Regions from separate parts of the Homo sapiens genome. Here region 2 is linked to region 1. A link is a contact called in ENCODE Hi-C or POLR2A ChIA-PET data. All regions are on one chromosome and are shown on one strand. Each heading gives the region's core, a stretch centred on a gene start or an enhancer-like site at or near the end of the contact. The rest is flanking DNA. Distances are from core to core; before and after follow the strand shown. Region 1 overlaps L3MBTL4 (L3MBTL histone methyl-lysine binding protein 4). Region 2 overlaps L3MBTL4 (L3MBTL histone methyl-lysine binding protein 4).

What was found. Hi-C counts contacts between places; a loop is a spot of excess contacts on that map. ChIA-PET counts read pairs that join two places held with the same protein, here RNA polymerase II (POLR2A). Pooled maps may share reads with other maps.
Region 2: a loop to region 1 is called in a map of psoas muscle, with 4 times the contacts of the local background. The contact joins two enhancer-like sites. A Hi-C loop is called at or near these places in 3 of 168 maps with a recorded cell type or tissue (aorta, endothelial cell of hepatic sinusoid and psoas muscle), 1 of 37 single-sample maps with no recorded cell type and 3 of 50 pooled maps. POLR2A ChIA-PET finds 5 or more read pairs at or near these places in 1 of 52 experiments (AG04450).

The regions. Positions count from the first base shown.
Region 1 is chr18:5,972,719-5,979,992 of GRCh38, forward strand. All of the region lies in intron 16 of L3MBTL4 (L3MBTL histone methyl-lysine binding protein 4), which reads right to left. The region is part of intron 1 of LOC121725015 (a long non-coding RNA gene); the gene reads left to right. Among named protein-coding and RNA genes, the nearest start is that of TMEM200C, 81 kb to the left of the region's middle. RefSeq lists an enhancer at 7,237-7,274. Within about 2 kb of position 2,498, at least 2 of the 41 ENCODE cell types and tissues checked have a DNase peak (open chromatin) inside an H3K27ac peak, as active enhancers do.
Region 2 is chr18:6,028,724-6,035,997 of GRCh38, forward strand. All of the region lies in intron 16 of L3MBTL4 (L3MBTL histone methyl-lysine binding protein 4), which reads right to left. Among named protein-coding and RNA genes, the nearest start is that of TMEM200C, 140 kb to the left of the region's middle. Within about 2 kb of position 2,907, at least 2 of the 41 ENCODE cell types and tissues checked have a DNase peak (open chromatin) inside an H3K27ac peak, as active enhancers do.

The DNA.
Region 1 (7,274 bases), core at 1,248-3,747:
GTACTTGCCTCAGGAGCTCTGTGGCCTAGTGATCTCCCTACATAATAGCTGAGTGACCTGGGATTAGGTACTTAATTTCTACATATCAAGGTTTTCTAACTCTAAAATGGGGTAATAGGAGGGAGACAAAAAATAGAATAGTATAGAATAGAATAGAATAGAATAGAACAGAAGAGAATAGAATAGAATAGAATAGAATAGAATAGAATAGAATAGAATAGAATAGAATAGAATAGAATAGAATAGAATAGAATAGAACGGAGTAAGAGCAAAACTTATACCTCATTGAGTTGTGATTTGGACAGCTCCTGGTACATAACGTGTTCAATACATGTCAGATATTATGTTACTGTTACAAGTTATAAAGGTATTTTAAGTTGTAATGATAGTGAATGTGGGGACATACACCACTTCCAAAGCCAGTGTGGCTAATGTGTCTGAAACTCACAAAATGTGAAATCCGGACTGAGATTCAGGGTCTTGAGGGCTGTGTTCAGATTTCACACCTGAGTGGTCCTGGAATGACAGTGCAGTGGCCACTGAAATCATTTGCAGAAGTCCTAGTGGAAGGAAGTGAGATCTGCCACTGCAGGGTGGACATCTGCTTCCCAGGCAGCCTGTTGCCGATGTGTGGCAACCGTGTCAGATGCTAAAATGCTCTTGGCCTGCCAGCTTAGAAATTATGTGACTGTTGACAGGCTTTTAAAAGTTAGGGTGATTTGCATTATTTTAAATTCTGTGCATAAAATTACACTTTTGAAAATATCCACTTAAAATTTGCATAAATTTTTGTAATATGCGAATATACTGATTTTAACTTTTTTTTACAAAGCCCAGCACGATTTATGTCACATCAGATACTCACTAAAAAGTTGTTAATAAATTAAAGAACATAAGCTGATGATGAAGGCATAGACCGTTTCCAGAAACCATTCTCATCAAATCAGACGGATCAGATTCTTCTATCTTGGGCATTTTGGGTAAATGGAGCCTTCCAGATTTGATAAGGATGTTTGCCACAATGACAGGGCAGAAGGGTCACTTGTGTACTTCATCCACCAGAGCTGGCATCACAGCCCTGTTTCCACCTAACACAGCTGAGGGACATGAGATGCTTCCCAGTTGCACGACCTCATTGCCGTCATGACTCCTATCCAGCTCCCCTAAAAGTCAGCCAAGGAAATTCAGCCTGCAAAAGCAGCCCTCCTACTGGAGGTTTTAACATTTTAATTAATCAAAATGTTCTCTGCACCAGAAAATGAAATGTATATGTAATACTGCCTTTGCCTCTAACACCAATGTGACAATAAATAAAGATGTCCTTACGTGTAGGATGCCTTCTCCTTCTAGAAAACAGAATACATAAAACTTGTAATGTCAGTGGTTTGTCATTGGGGGATTTGGTTGAAAGAATTGTTTTGCTACCATTTTCCTTGCTATGGGTGTTTCTTTTGGATTTTATGGCCTTTAAAAAAATATATGATGAAGAGCTTAAAGATTTCATTCAAGGTGCTTACAGATATACTGTACCCTCAAGTTTCCAAGGCCAATATGTTCAGATATGTTCAGCTCTGTGTCCAGCTGCAGGGTCTGAAGAGGCCCTGGACCACAGCACTGGAAGACTTGGCCATGGATCTTGAGTCTAGCAGCACTCAGAGAGGAGTAACCCATCTCCAAAGAAAAGTCATTGCTTGCCCTTCCTATAGAGGCAATAAACACACTGGAACCTGGTTGATTCCCTGATGAGATGCAAGTCCACTGGTAAGTCTATCTGCCTTTAAAAGTCAGAACGCCACAGCCAGGGGAAGGCCAATTTTTCCAGAGTGCCTGAGACAGCCAGACCTGCCAGTTGTGGACAGCGTGTGACCTAGGGCTGCCTTTCCAGTGAAACGACCAAACAGACTTGCGACACGAGGCAGAGCACCGTCTGCTTCCCATTCCACAGATTAAAAAGAAAAGTATTCAGCCAGGTGCAGTGGCTCACACTTGTAATTTCAGCACTTTGGGAGGCCAAGTTGGGAGGATTGCTTGAGGCCAGGAGTTCAAGACCAGACTTGACAACACGGTGAGACCCTGTCTCTACAAAAAAGAAAAAATTAGCTGGGCATGGTGACATGCACCTGTAGTCTTGGCTACTTGGGAGGCTGAGGCAGGAGGATCACTTGAGTTCAGGAGGTCAAAGCTGCAATGAGTTATGATCGCACCACTGCATCCCAGTTTGGGTGACAGAGAAACCCTGTCTCTATTGTTTTGTTTTTTTTTTTTAAAAAGAGGAAGAATATTTTTTAGAAACTAAAGGATTTAATTTTGTCTGAAAATAACATAATGGTAGGTCCCTGATTTCTTCTCTGCCCTCTCACCCATCCTTCCCACCTCTGCTCTACCCTGACAAATGAGAAGGAAAATCCTTTATGGAAATGTTCTTTAAAAATATGTCTGTTTCTTCACAAAAGCCTCACAAAACAAAACTGAAGCAAGTGAGTCATAAATGGTAAACCACAGTCTGCATGACTGGGCCTTGAGTTATTTTTAATCCCACTAAAAACGGAGACCCATTTCACAAGTAACCTTCTCTTCAATGAAAGGGGTAGCAGTTCTACTGTGTTCTCTGCTGCAAAAAGGAGGAAATAAAAAAAATGCAGTCGGTCCCCAAATCCAATTATGTGATTGCTCTCACCCACTGTGTAATCTGTGACAGTCACCGACCAAGTCCCATCAATTTATCTGGCACTGACTGAGAAGTTACTCCACCCAGGACCTGTGCTTCCATAGTGACTTCTGCTGGAGAAGCAAGGAAATGTTCAGAGATGGCTTTTCAGCTGGGAACGTTGTTTTCTTCCCACGATCACCTGTTCTCATGCCCTGCGTACTGAACGTGCTTGAAGCTATCATTTCTCAGCTGCACTTTCTTCTCTTGATTTTGATGCTTCTGAGTCTACTCATTCCCCTTCATTTCCATTTCTTTATCCACAAAACAAAAGTAAAAAGCAGAACAAGAGAGGCTTCACCATGATGTGCAGGACAACTGTCTATTTCCGTATGGGAACAGGAGCTCCTCAGGAACGCTCCTCTCTCTGACAGCAGGCACTCAGCACATGCTGTTTCTTAGATGCCAAGTCATATTGCTCCTCAGACATGGGCATGGCCTGTCTGCTGCACTGTCTTCTGTTTCTCATACCCTTATTATCCAGAATTCATAAACGAATATCTGCAGTTTTCTAATTTTAGCTATTGGTCTTCCCTCATCACAAGCAGTCTCTTAACCAATTTTATATAAATATGGGAGATGAAGCACACAAGAGTCAGAGATTGTCCACTGCTTAGTGGGCTATCGAGAGGGTTAGAAGTTGAATGAAGAGCCTTGGATGCCCCACACCTGTGTACTATCCAATAACAGTAGCCACTAGCCACACTACAGAGCACCTGAAATGTGAAGCGTGCAAACTGAGATGTGCTATAGTACCTCCTGGATTTTGATCACTTAGTAGAAAAAGCAGAATGTAAAATATCTCCTTAATAATTTTTTGAATCTTGATTTACATGTTGAAATGATGTTTTGGATCTATTGGGTGAAATAGAATATGTCGTCAAAACTAATTTTACTTGTTTCTTCTGATTACGTTAAATACGGCCAGTAGAAACTTTCAAACTCTGTAAGTAGCCAGCATTCTGCTTCTGCTGGGATGGTGTGTGTCCAGAAGAGTGCTGAGCCCATGGCCTCTCTCCAGACCCACCCTGGGTGCAGGAAGAGGCTGGGTGGCTGGATCCAATTAACATGACTCTTGTGGAGTAATGATAACAGGGCTTGAGTAGCCTGGATTACACCCTGCCCCAGAAATCCAATAACAGAAGGCGTGAAGACAGGAGGTCATGGACAGTCTAGAGGAGCGGAAGAGTCTGTCTGGGGGATGACTTGGGTGCTTGTGTTGGTTCCATGGTTCATTTGCCCTGAGACTCTGAGCCATGTGTTTGTCTGGCTTATAACTGATGCTCAACAAATACCTGTTGAGTGGATGAATGAAGGCTGAATGAACGCACGCAGGCCAGAAGGCAGGGATATTTTTCATTTACTACAAAAGCAAAGAATGACTTTCAAAACTAGGTTAGGAACTGTTCAGAGTTAGAGCCACTTTCTCTAAAAGTGTCGCTGCCCAACCCCAAATCACTCAATGCTAAAGGAGTGTGCGGCAACCCAGCTGCTGTTTCCTTACCAGGTCTTGTGTCCTGGCAGGGAGGACTGAGGGAACCGAGTTTAGGAGTCTCTGGACTCCGGAGGGCATCTTTCAGGCATTCCTCTCCAACCTCCAGGGGACAGCCAGATCCTTGGGGCTCCGGCTGTCAGGCTTTACAACAGCTCTCAATGGGTAACCTTCCCACCTCAGTCCTGCTCCCTCATCCAGGGAGAAGTGGTCCCTCTGCACTCAGGCCAGCCTCAGCCCCACTGCCTGCTCCACACAGTGGCATCTCTGAGGACTGAGAGGCCCCTCCTCCCAGGCGGGCATGTGCCCTGTGGTGCCCAGCTCCTCCCTGCAAGCTGCGGCTGTTCCTCCAGGCAGGCCTCCGTCTCCTCATGGTTTCCTCAGTGGCTACCCAAACTAGGCCCCAGAGTCTTCCACTCACCTCTGCACATCTCTGTCTCCTTCCTTGGTTCCATCCAGGAACTGAGTCAGCTCCCTCCCTCCCCAAGGGGCTGCCATGGCCTCCCCTGTCCTCTGCGCTTCTCCCACCCAGGCTGACTGGCCTGGAGCATCAGGCTCCCTGTGCCTTGCTGCCCCAATGCAGGCTCTTGCAAGGGGCTGATTGGCAAACACAGTAGCATCCTGAGGGAATAAGTCACTTAATATGCAGGGAAGTGGCAGATAAGACACGTCCTAGAGCAGGAGGCAGTCACGACTCTAGGAAGGAGCTCAGCCTCCAGCTTTCATTCCTGAGGGCAGGGTTTGAGTTCCTGCTGTTGATACTATTCCAACAAGCACTTTTTCAAGGGATCCCCAATCCCAGAAGTCTATCTTTAGGGTTCTCTAGACCCAGAGGTTTGGGGTTCCAGGTGCACAGGCCCTGTCCAGAGCACTTGGGCTGGGGCACAGACTCCTTGCCACCCTCAGGCCTCATCACCCTCTGTGGCATCCCTCAGCCCAGGAGGAGGTAAGTCCTGCCTCCCCAAGGCTGCCCCTGGGTACCCTGCCACTGGCTACCCTTTATGGAAATTGTCCATTTATTTTTTCAGCCCTCATGAACAGAGTAAGAAGTCAAGGGCAGCCATTTCCCATTCATCCCCAGAGCTGCATGGCAGAGCGTGAACCTGACACATGGTGCGGTGTAGCAGGGGTGCTTAACACATAATGGGACTGTGGCGCCTTCAGAGGAATTGTACTGCAGGGATAGATAAGGCAGTGGCAAATGCTGACTTATTCTGCACCAGTGAAAACAGTGAGTTTTTATCCTGTGGTGTCTTACTTGTCAAATATACTCATTGCTGAAAAGGCTGGGAGTTGTTTGTAACATGAAATCTCACCCACTCCTCAATTTCATACACGAGCAGCAGATAGTCCTGGGGTCATCTTCACAAAAGTGCAGGAAAATCCATAGTAACTTTTGATAGGTTAGTCATCCAATACAAGACCTCCATGCAGCTTATTTTTTGATGGCTAGAGAGCAATCTTTTAGTTTATTATCTGCTTCACACAGCTTGAGACATCATTAATTAACTTATTTTGATCGATACTACACCCCAATCACCCAGCATGTATTTTTAGACCTTTACTGGCAGAGGAGACACCATAACTGAAGGAACACCAGCATCAACCTGACCAGGAGACTGGAGTGGCTCTTATTTTGAAGTTTCTTCTTTTTAGGCATCCTCCTGCCCGGTCACTTCCTACCCTGCTCTCCACGTGCAGATACTGAGCAACAAGTCCTGCTGGGTTGGGCATGCACAAAACTGAAAGGCCCTACTCCCTTATACATCTGTGAGTAGGACACAAAATAAGCCATTACAGTGCCTGAGGACGTGGTTTAATTGTACTTTAATTCCAACAGTAGATGTAGCACTGGTTGTGAGGAGCTAATGGATGTGGAAGTTAGCCCTGGCTTCAGCTATATGGGCACCCAGGCCTACGGTGGAGGGCAGTGCAACCAGTCCAAAAGCCTGAGCAGGTCTGCGTGCTGCTCTCTCAACTCCCACAACGGGAGGGGCAGGGGAACGAATATAAGCTATCAGCCTTAAAATCTGAGCACGACCTACCTCTGGGAGGGCAGACACCATATTCTATTTGTTTTTGTAACCTCCACCCCCCGGCACAGCACCTGGTACACAGAGGTGCTCAATAGCTGTTTGCTGACAACCAACGGGGCAGGAATAACTCTTGGGAAGGGGCAAAAGAGTGGATCCTTCTTGGATGAAGGAAAGCCTGGAGCTCCCCCAACTCTGTCCATGCTATGAATGAATGCCTCATGGATTGTGCCTCCCTTTTCTCTGGGAATGTGCCCCATTCCCGACCCCTGGGCACACCATTTGAGCAGAGGGTCCACAGGGGTCAACTTGAACAGAGAGACCCCTGACTGAAAAAACTCTTGAGGTCCAGTGTGTCTCCAAGGTTCCCAGGCTCATGTGGACACACAGCCAGCCCAGGGCACAGCACCGTGCCTGTCATCCAGGAGTGTACAATCAGAATGACAAGTCTGGGATCAAATGGAATGATCCCTGCCAGAGGCCAGGGAACAAGCCTGTGCTGGGCCCCTCTTAATCATCTGCTTTATTCACTCCAAGTGACTTCATGAAGGATGGTGCTATTAGCCCTCTCTGACAGATAACACAGCAGTCTCAGAGACACAATGTAACTTGACAAAAGTGATTCAGCAGCCCAGGGTGGAGCTGGGGTGCTGATCCTAGAGCCTACCACACCAGGGGCATTTTTTTCCTCCAATCCTTCAATAGTGGGTTATTTCTCACACTGCCTGTACATTCCTGTTTAGAAGGTGACAGGCAGAAGTCACACTTTGGGGGCAGGGTGTGGCCAGATAATCCTGAAAAGAAGGGTTGTCTCTTCTTTAGCAAGGTAAGCCTCTGTGTTGCAATACTCAGCATCTGAATCTCAAGACAGGTCCCTGGAGGTATTGTCAGATTTATCTCAAAATAAACATTGCTTCCAGGGATCCTGCGTGGGACCCTTGGAGACCTAGTCAAAGGAGCACCTTAGGGTACAGGAATGACAGCCACCTGGGCTCTGCCTGGCAGGCAGTAAAGGCACACGTCGCCTCCAGGGGCCACACTC
Region 2 (7,274 bases), core at 1,657-4,156, 56 kb after region 1:
TGTAGTTCTTCTTGAAGAGGTCCTTCACAACTTGTATTCCCAGGTATTTTATTCTCATTGTAGCAATTGTGAATGGGAGTTCACAGCTAGTGTTTATACTAATGAGACTTAACAGCATTGTGATACTGGAGTCACCACTGAATTAAGTTATAGAAGAAAGAAAAGAATTAATTCGGTTCCCCACAAGATTATCAGTTTTCAGATAATAAGACCAGAGTAAAATAGACTCAATATTAAAATAATACTCCATACCTTTTAAACTGGATAATTTTAAACTGCTGTGACTTATTTTGCTTTCTCTGAATGTTAAACAGAATTTGTAAAGAAACCTAAAAAGTGAAAGTTTAAATCACCGAAACCATGACTACTTCTCACCCACTGTTCTTTAACACTAAACAAATATGAGGATTGAATTACTGTAATTTCTATCAGCAAATAAAAGAACAGCCAACAGAACTAAAATTAAAGCAAAAGTAGAATTAAGTGAAGGCATTAGAGGGTTCTTGCTGGCCACACAGGAGACACAGTCACCTACAATCGCAGAGGGCCCTGACCCTGTCTGCCCAGGAGTATGCTTAAATACACTATTATAAAGTAATTAAGATATTTCAGTTCAAGGGGAAAATTAGAATAAAGAACTTTCAATAGGTAAAATGACAATTATTTGTAGGTGACATGTTTATTTACCTAGAAACCCAAAATAATTACATGAAAAAAATTACAAATTAGAAGAGATTACAGTGGCAGGATTAAATGTAATACACAGAAATATACAATCTTTCCATACAGACAATCTTAGGTGGAGGACATCAAGGAAGAAATACGTCCATTTATTGCAGCAACAAAAACGATAAACTGCTTAGGAATAAACTTCGTAAGAAGGACGCAAGTTCTACATAAAGGAAAACTTAAAATGCAATTACAGGACAGGAAATATTTGAGTATGGGAACAGCTTACTATGGTCAAGTTCACAAAGGGTAAAATTAAAAGTTAAATCATAAATTTATTGCAATCCAAAAATTAACCAACTGGAATGGAAAAAAGTTGTACCAGAAAAACTGATATTAAAGTTCATTTGGAAAAATGAACGAGTAAGGGTAGCTGAGGAAATGCCGAAAAGGATTAGAATAGGATAGATTCACACACAGAATCTATCCTGTAGATTCTCACAAGCATGAGTGATGAGTACAGAAGACACTTTTTATTTTCCAGTCAAGCTGACACCTACAGAAGACACTTTGAAGCCTCCTTTACACAGCAACATGAAAACCATCCAGATGGCCATGGGCAGGGACTGGTCACTTATAGTGTGCCGCTCCATGTGTTAAGAACTGCTCGTCAGATTTTATTGCTAAAGGACACGAGGAAACTGTTTAACAATGTATGTGGTATGCCATCACTTGTGTAAATACACATACACACATATATTTAAATAAACAGAACATATTTTTAGAAAGACACACAAGAGAAGTATACAGTGATTATTCCAAGGGAGGAAACTGAAGGCTGAGGATCAGGTTCAGGGAGAGATACCCCCTTATACCTGTTGAATTTTGCACCAAATGCACAAATCAATAATATGCTTTTAAGCCTTCTCAAAATTCTGGGTGATAGAACAAATAGCTAGCAAAAATCCTAGTCTGGGAGAATTAGACTGTGAAATGAAAGAAAGCAGGAACACAAACATATATACATCTTCTGACTTTATCATCAGGTATTAATTTGCATTGCTTTACTAAACAAGTGAAGTATTAGGTTTATTTTAATGAAGAGACTCTTTTTTTTTTTTTTGGAGAAGGAGTCTCACTCTGTCGCCCAGGCTGGTGATGTACAGTGGCACGATCTCAGCTCACTGCCTCCACCTCCCAGGTTCAAGCGATTCTCTCGCCTCAGCTTCCTGAGTAGCTGGGATTACAGGTGCCTGCCACCACACCCGGCTAATTTTTGTCAAATAAAAAAATTTGTTTCAATTTTTTCTTTGTATTTAGTTTAATGCTATCTCCATTTCTCTCTACTCCCTATTTCGTTAATTTTCTAAGATTTTTCTGGCTTGAAGTTTCATTGCATTAAAAACGTCTTACGATAATGAAGTAAAACATTTTAAAACAGGCACACTAACATGAAACATACTGAAACTGCACTGTAGGATATAAACAACCAGGCAGCCAAATTACACCCAGAGGTTTTTCCCTTTATAAATACAATAAGTTTATTGTTATGAAATACTCAATGAACGAACAAACAAATTAATTCTACAATTTCATCTTTCCCTTTACCAAGCTGGTCCATGTTTCCATTTTATAGTTGCTCTCTGGCTGGACTGCTCCATAAAACACTTAATACATCCAATTATTAATTATAGGAAGCTGGGGTTTGTGATCATGGAGAAAAGCCACACGTGATCCAAGTTCTAAACCCAGCTCTTGTCCTGATTTATGCTCCTCTCCCTCCTCCCCCGTGGGAGTAGAATGATCATTGAGCATTATTTTAGTTTCTGTTTCAAAGGGGATTTTGTGAGCTGATATATCTTCTGCTAATAAGCACAGCAGAATGGTGAACAGTGTTCTTGTGTTCCTGGGCATTTGGGTTATAGGTTTTCTGGTTGCAGAGAAGATAAATGCCTTCCTTCACCTTATTGTAGATAGCAAGAGAATGTATATGAGGTGCTACTTCTTTGTGGCCGTCTAACTTCTGAACATTTATAAGTTGCGAGGTGGGACCATTCTTTGCCTCTTGAGAAATTCAGGGACCATCAGCATCTCATTTTTTTAAGTATTTACTTAGTTCACACATCTGTTTGTCAGGAATTTAGGCTCAGGTGGGCCGGTCAGTTCTGATTTCAGCAGGGCTCATTCACATGTTTGTTGGACAGTTGTTGGCTGAGCAGAGAGGACATGGCCTTGGCTGGGATGACCAGGGCAGCTGACTCAGCTTCACAGGTCTCATCCTCCAGCAGGTCAGCCCCAGCACGGCTTCATGGGGAATGGCAGAGGAACAAGAGATGAAGGGCAAATGGAAAGTGCTGTCTCACACCTCTGTGTGCCTATCTGCAGTCATCTGGTGACTAAAGGCAAATCAGATTCATGGTTTTTTTTTTTTTTTAATTTCACAGATTTAGCAGGCACAAGTACAGTTTTGTTACACAGATATATTGCATAGTGATGAAGCCTGGGCTTTTAGAGTAATGGTCACCTGCATTGTGTGGTTTGTACCCATTAAAAGGAATTTCTCCACCCTTTCCACCATTTTTTCTTTCTTTCTTTTTTTTTTTGAGACGGAGTCTTGCTCTGTTGCCCAGGCTGGAGTGCAGTGGTGCAATCTCAGGTCAGTGTAATCTCTGCCTCCCAGGTTCAAGCAATTCTCCTGCCTCAGCTTCCCCAGTAGGTGGGACTATAGGCACCCGCCACCACGCCTGGCTAATTTTTTGTATTTTTGGTAGAGACGGGGTTTCACTGCGTTGGCCAGGATGGTCTTGATCTCCTGATCTCGTGATCTGCCTGCCTCGGCCTCCCAAAGTGCTGGGATTACAGGCATGAGCCACCGCACTCGGCCTTAAATTAAAAAAAAAAAAAAAAGAACTAACAACAAGTTACGTGCAAAAAAGCTTATGATGTGCTGTTTTATATCACTGAATGGAATCTGCGTTTTCATGAAATATGTTACACACACACACACACACACACACACACACAATCTGCATCAAAATAATACAGGTCGAGGGGGGCAGAACTGACCACGGGTTGTGATTGTGGGGGCTGGTAATCAGCACATGGGGTCCTTTGTACTGTACTGTTGAATTGTTTTTTATCCTGTTTTTTTTTTATTGTGGTAAAATACACACAATATTTACCGTCTTAACCATTTTAAGTATATAGTTCAGTGGTATTAAATACATCCCTAATGTTATGCAACCATCACTGCCATCCATCTCTAGAACTCTTCAACATGTTAAACTCAAACTCTGACCCAGTAAACAATTCTCCATTCTCCCCTCCTCCCAGCCCTGGCAAGCCCCACTCTACTTTCTGTCTCTATGATTTTGACTATTATAAGTACCTCATATGAGTGGAATCATAAAGTATTTGTCTTTTTGTTACTGGCTTATTTCATCTCACAGTTCATCCGTTTTGTAGCATATGTGCAAATTGCCTTCCTTTGTTAGGCTGAATAATATTCCGTTGTATGTATATGCCTCATTTTGACTTAATTTGTGACCTAACCTATGTTTTGTCCTGGAGAATGTTTCTTGTGCACTTAAGAAGACTGTATGCCGCTGTTGGGTAGTGTCCTGTATGTATCGGTTAGATAGCTGCTTCATTGTGTTAAGTCCTCTATTTCCTTATGTATGTGTGATTTTTCCATCCATTATTACCATATAACTGTCTACTTCTCCCTTCCATTCTTTCAGTTTTTGTTTTATATGTTTTGATGGTCTGTTATTAGGTGCACAAATGTTTATAATTGTTATATCCTTTTGTGGTATTAAATATTTTATTAATATATAATGTCTTTGCCTATTGTAACATTTTATGATCTATTTTCTTCTGGTATTAGCATAGCTACCTCTGCTCTCTTTTGGTAACTATTTGCATGAAATGCCTTTTCCATCTTTTTATTTTTAATCTCTTGTGTCTTTGGATCTAAAGTGAGTCTTTTGAAGACAGCATATAGTTGGATCTCGTTTTTCTTTTAAACCTATTCTGCCAACCTCTGTCTTTTGATTGGAGAGTTTAATCTGTTTACATCTAAAATAATTAGTGATAGAGACTTACGTCATCTTGCTACTAGTTTTTCATGTGCCTTACAATTGCATTACAATTATATTACATGTAATTACGATTACATTACTTGTAATTACGATTACATTTCTTGTAATTACAATTACATTAGTTTTGTTTTCCTACTTCCTATATTACTCTCATTAACGTTTAGTTGAGTTTTTGTAATGAAATGTTGCAAAAAATCCTTTTCCACTTTCTTTTGTGTATATTCTATAGCTGTTTTCTTTGTGGTTGCTATAGGATTACTAAAGTTACAGCACTTTAAATTTATATCAGCTTAAGTCCGATGACACACAAAAACTCTGCTCTCACCCTTTTTGGTTGTTGATGTTCCAAAATTATATCTTTATACACTGTATGCCCCAAACCATAAACTAATTATTTTAAATGCATAGTCTGTTAAGTTGTGAAAAAATATGGAGTTACAAACCATTGTTATACTAAGACTACCTATTATAGTTGTTTAAGGTATTTACCTTTATTGAGATCTTTATTTCTTCACATGGCTTTGAATCACTCTCTAGTGTCTTTTCATTTCAATGTGCAGGACTTCTTTGAGCATTTCTTGCAGGGCACGTCTGGTGGTTATGAACTCCCTCAGTTTTGTTTATAAGGGAATGTCTTAATTTCTCCCTCGCTTTTTTTTTTAATTATTATTATACTTTAAGTTTTAGGTACATGTGCACAATGTGCAGGTTAGTTACATATGTATACATGTGCCATGCTGGTGCGCTGCACCCACTAACTCGTCATCTAGCATTAGGTATATCTCCCAATGTTATCCCTCCCCGCTCCCCCCACCCCACAACAGTCCCCAGAGTGTGAAGTTCCCTTTCCTGTGTCCATGTGTTCTCATTGTTCAATTCCCACCTATGAGTAAGAATATGCGGTGTTTGGTTTTTTGTTCTTGTGATAGTTTACTGAGAATGATGATTTGCAATTTCATCCCTGTCCCTACAAACGACATGAACTCATCATTTTTTATGGCTGCATAGTATTCCATGGTGTATATGTGCCACATTTTCTTAATCCAGTCTATCATTGTTGGACATTTGGGTTGGTTCCAAGTCTTTGCTATTGTAAATAGTGCCACAATAAACATACGTGTGCATGTGTCTTTATAGCAGCATGATTTATAGTCCTTTGGGTATATACCCAGTAATGGGATGGCTGGGTCAAATGGTATTTCTAGTCTTAGATCCCTGAGGACTCGCCACACTGACTTCCACAAGGGTTGAACTAGTTTACAGTCCCACCAACAGTGTAAAAGTGTTCCTATTTCTCCACATCCTCTCCAGCACCTGTTGTTTCCTGACTTTTTAATGATTGCCATTCTAACTGGTGTGAGATGGTATCTCATTGTGGTTTTGATTTGCATTTCTCTGATGGCCAGTGATGATGAGCATTTTTTCATGTGTTTTTTGGCTGCATAAATGTCTTCTTTTGAGAAGTGTCTGTTCATGTCCTTTGCCCACTTTTTGATGGGGTTGTTTGTTTTTTTCTTGTAAATTTGTTTGAATTCATTGTAGATTCTGGATATTAGCCCTTTGTCAGATGAGTAGGTTGCGAAAATTTTCTCCCATTTTGTGGGTTGCCTGTTCACTCTGATGGTAGTTTCTTTTGCTGTGCAGAAGCTCTTTAGTTTAATTAGATCCCATTTGTCAATTTTGGCTTTTGTTGCCATTGCTTTTGCTGTTTTAGACATGAAGTCCTTGCCCATGCCTATGTCCTGAATGGTAATGCCTAGGTTTTCTTCTAGGGTTTTTATGGTTTTAGGTCTAACGTTTAAGTCTTTAGTCCATCTTGAATTGAATTTTGTATAAGGTGTAAGGAAGGGATCCAGTTTCAGCTTTGTACATATGGCTAGCCAGTTTTCCCAGCACCATTTATTAAATAGGGAATCCTTTCCCCATTGCTTGTTTTTCTCAGGTTTGTCAAAGATCAGATAGTTGTAGATATGCGGCGTTATTTCTGAGGGCTCTGTTCTGTTCCATTGATCTATATCTCTGTTTTGGTACCAGTACCATGCTGTTTTGGTTACTGTAGCCTTGTAGTATAGTTTGAAGTCAGGTAGTGTGATGCCTCTGGCTTTGTTCTTTTGGCTTAGGATTGACTTGGTGATGCAGGCTCTTTTTTGGTTCCATATGAACTTTAAAGTAGTTTTTTCCAATTCTGTGAAGAAAGTCATTGGTAGCTTGATGGGGATGGCATTGAATCTGTAAATTACCTTGAGCAGTATGGCCATTTTCACGATATTGATTCTTCCTACCCATGAGCATGCAAAACAGTGTGTAGAGGGAAATTTATAGCACTAAATGCCCACAAGAGAAAGCAGGAAAGATCCAAAATTGACACCCTAACATCACAATTAAAAGAACTAGAAAAGCAAGAGCAAACACATTCAAAAGCTAGCAGAAGGCAAGAAATAACTAAAACCTCCCTTGCTTTTAAAGGATGGTATTTCTGGATGAAAAATTCTTGGTTGACAGTAT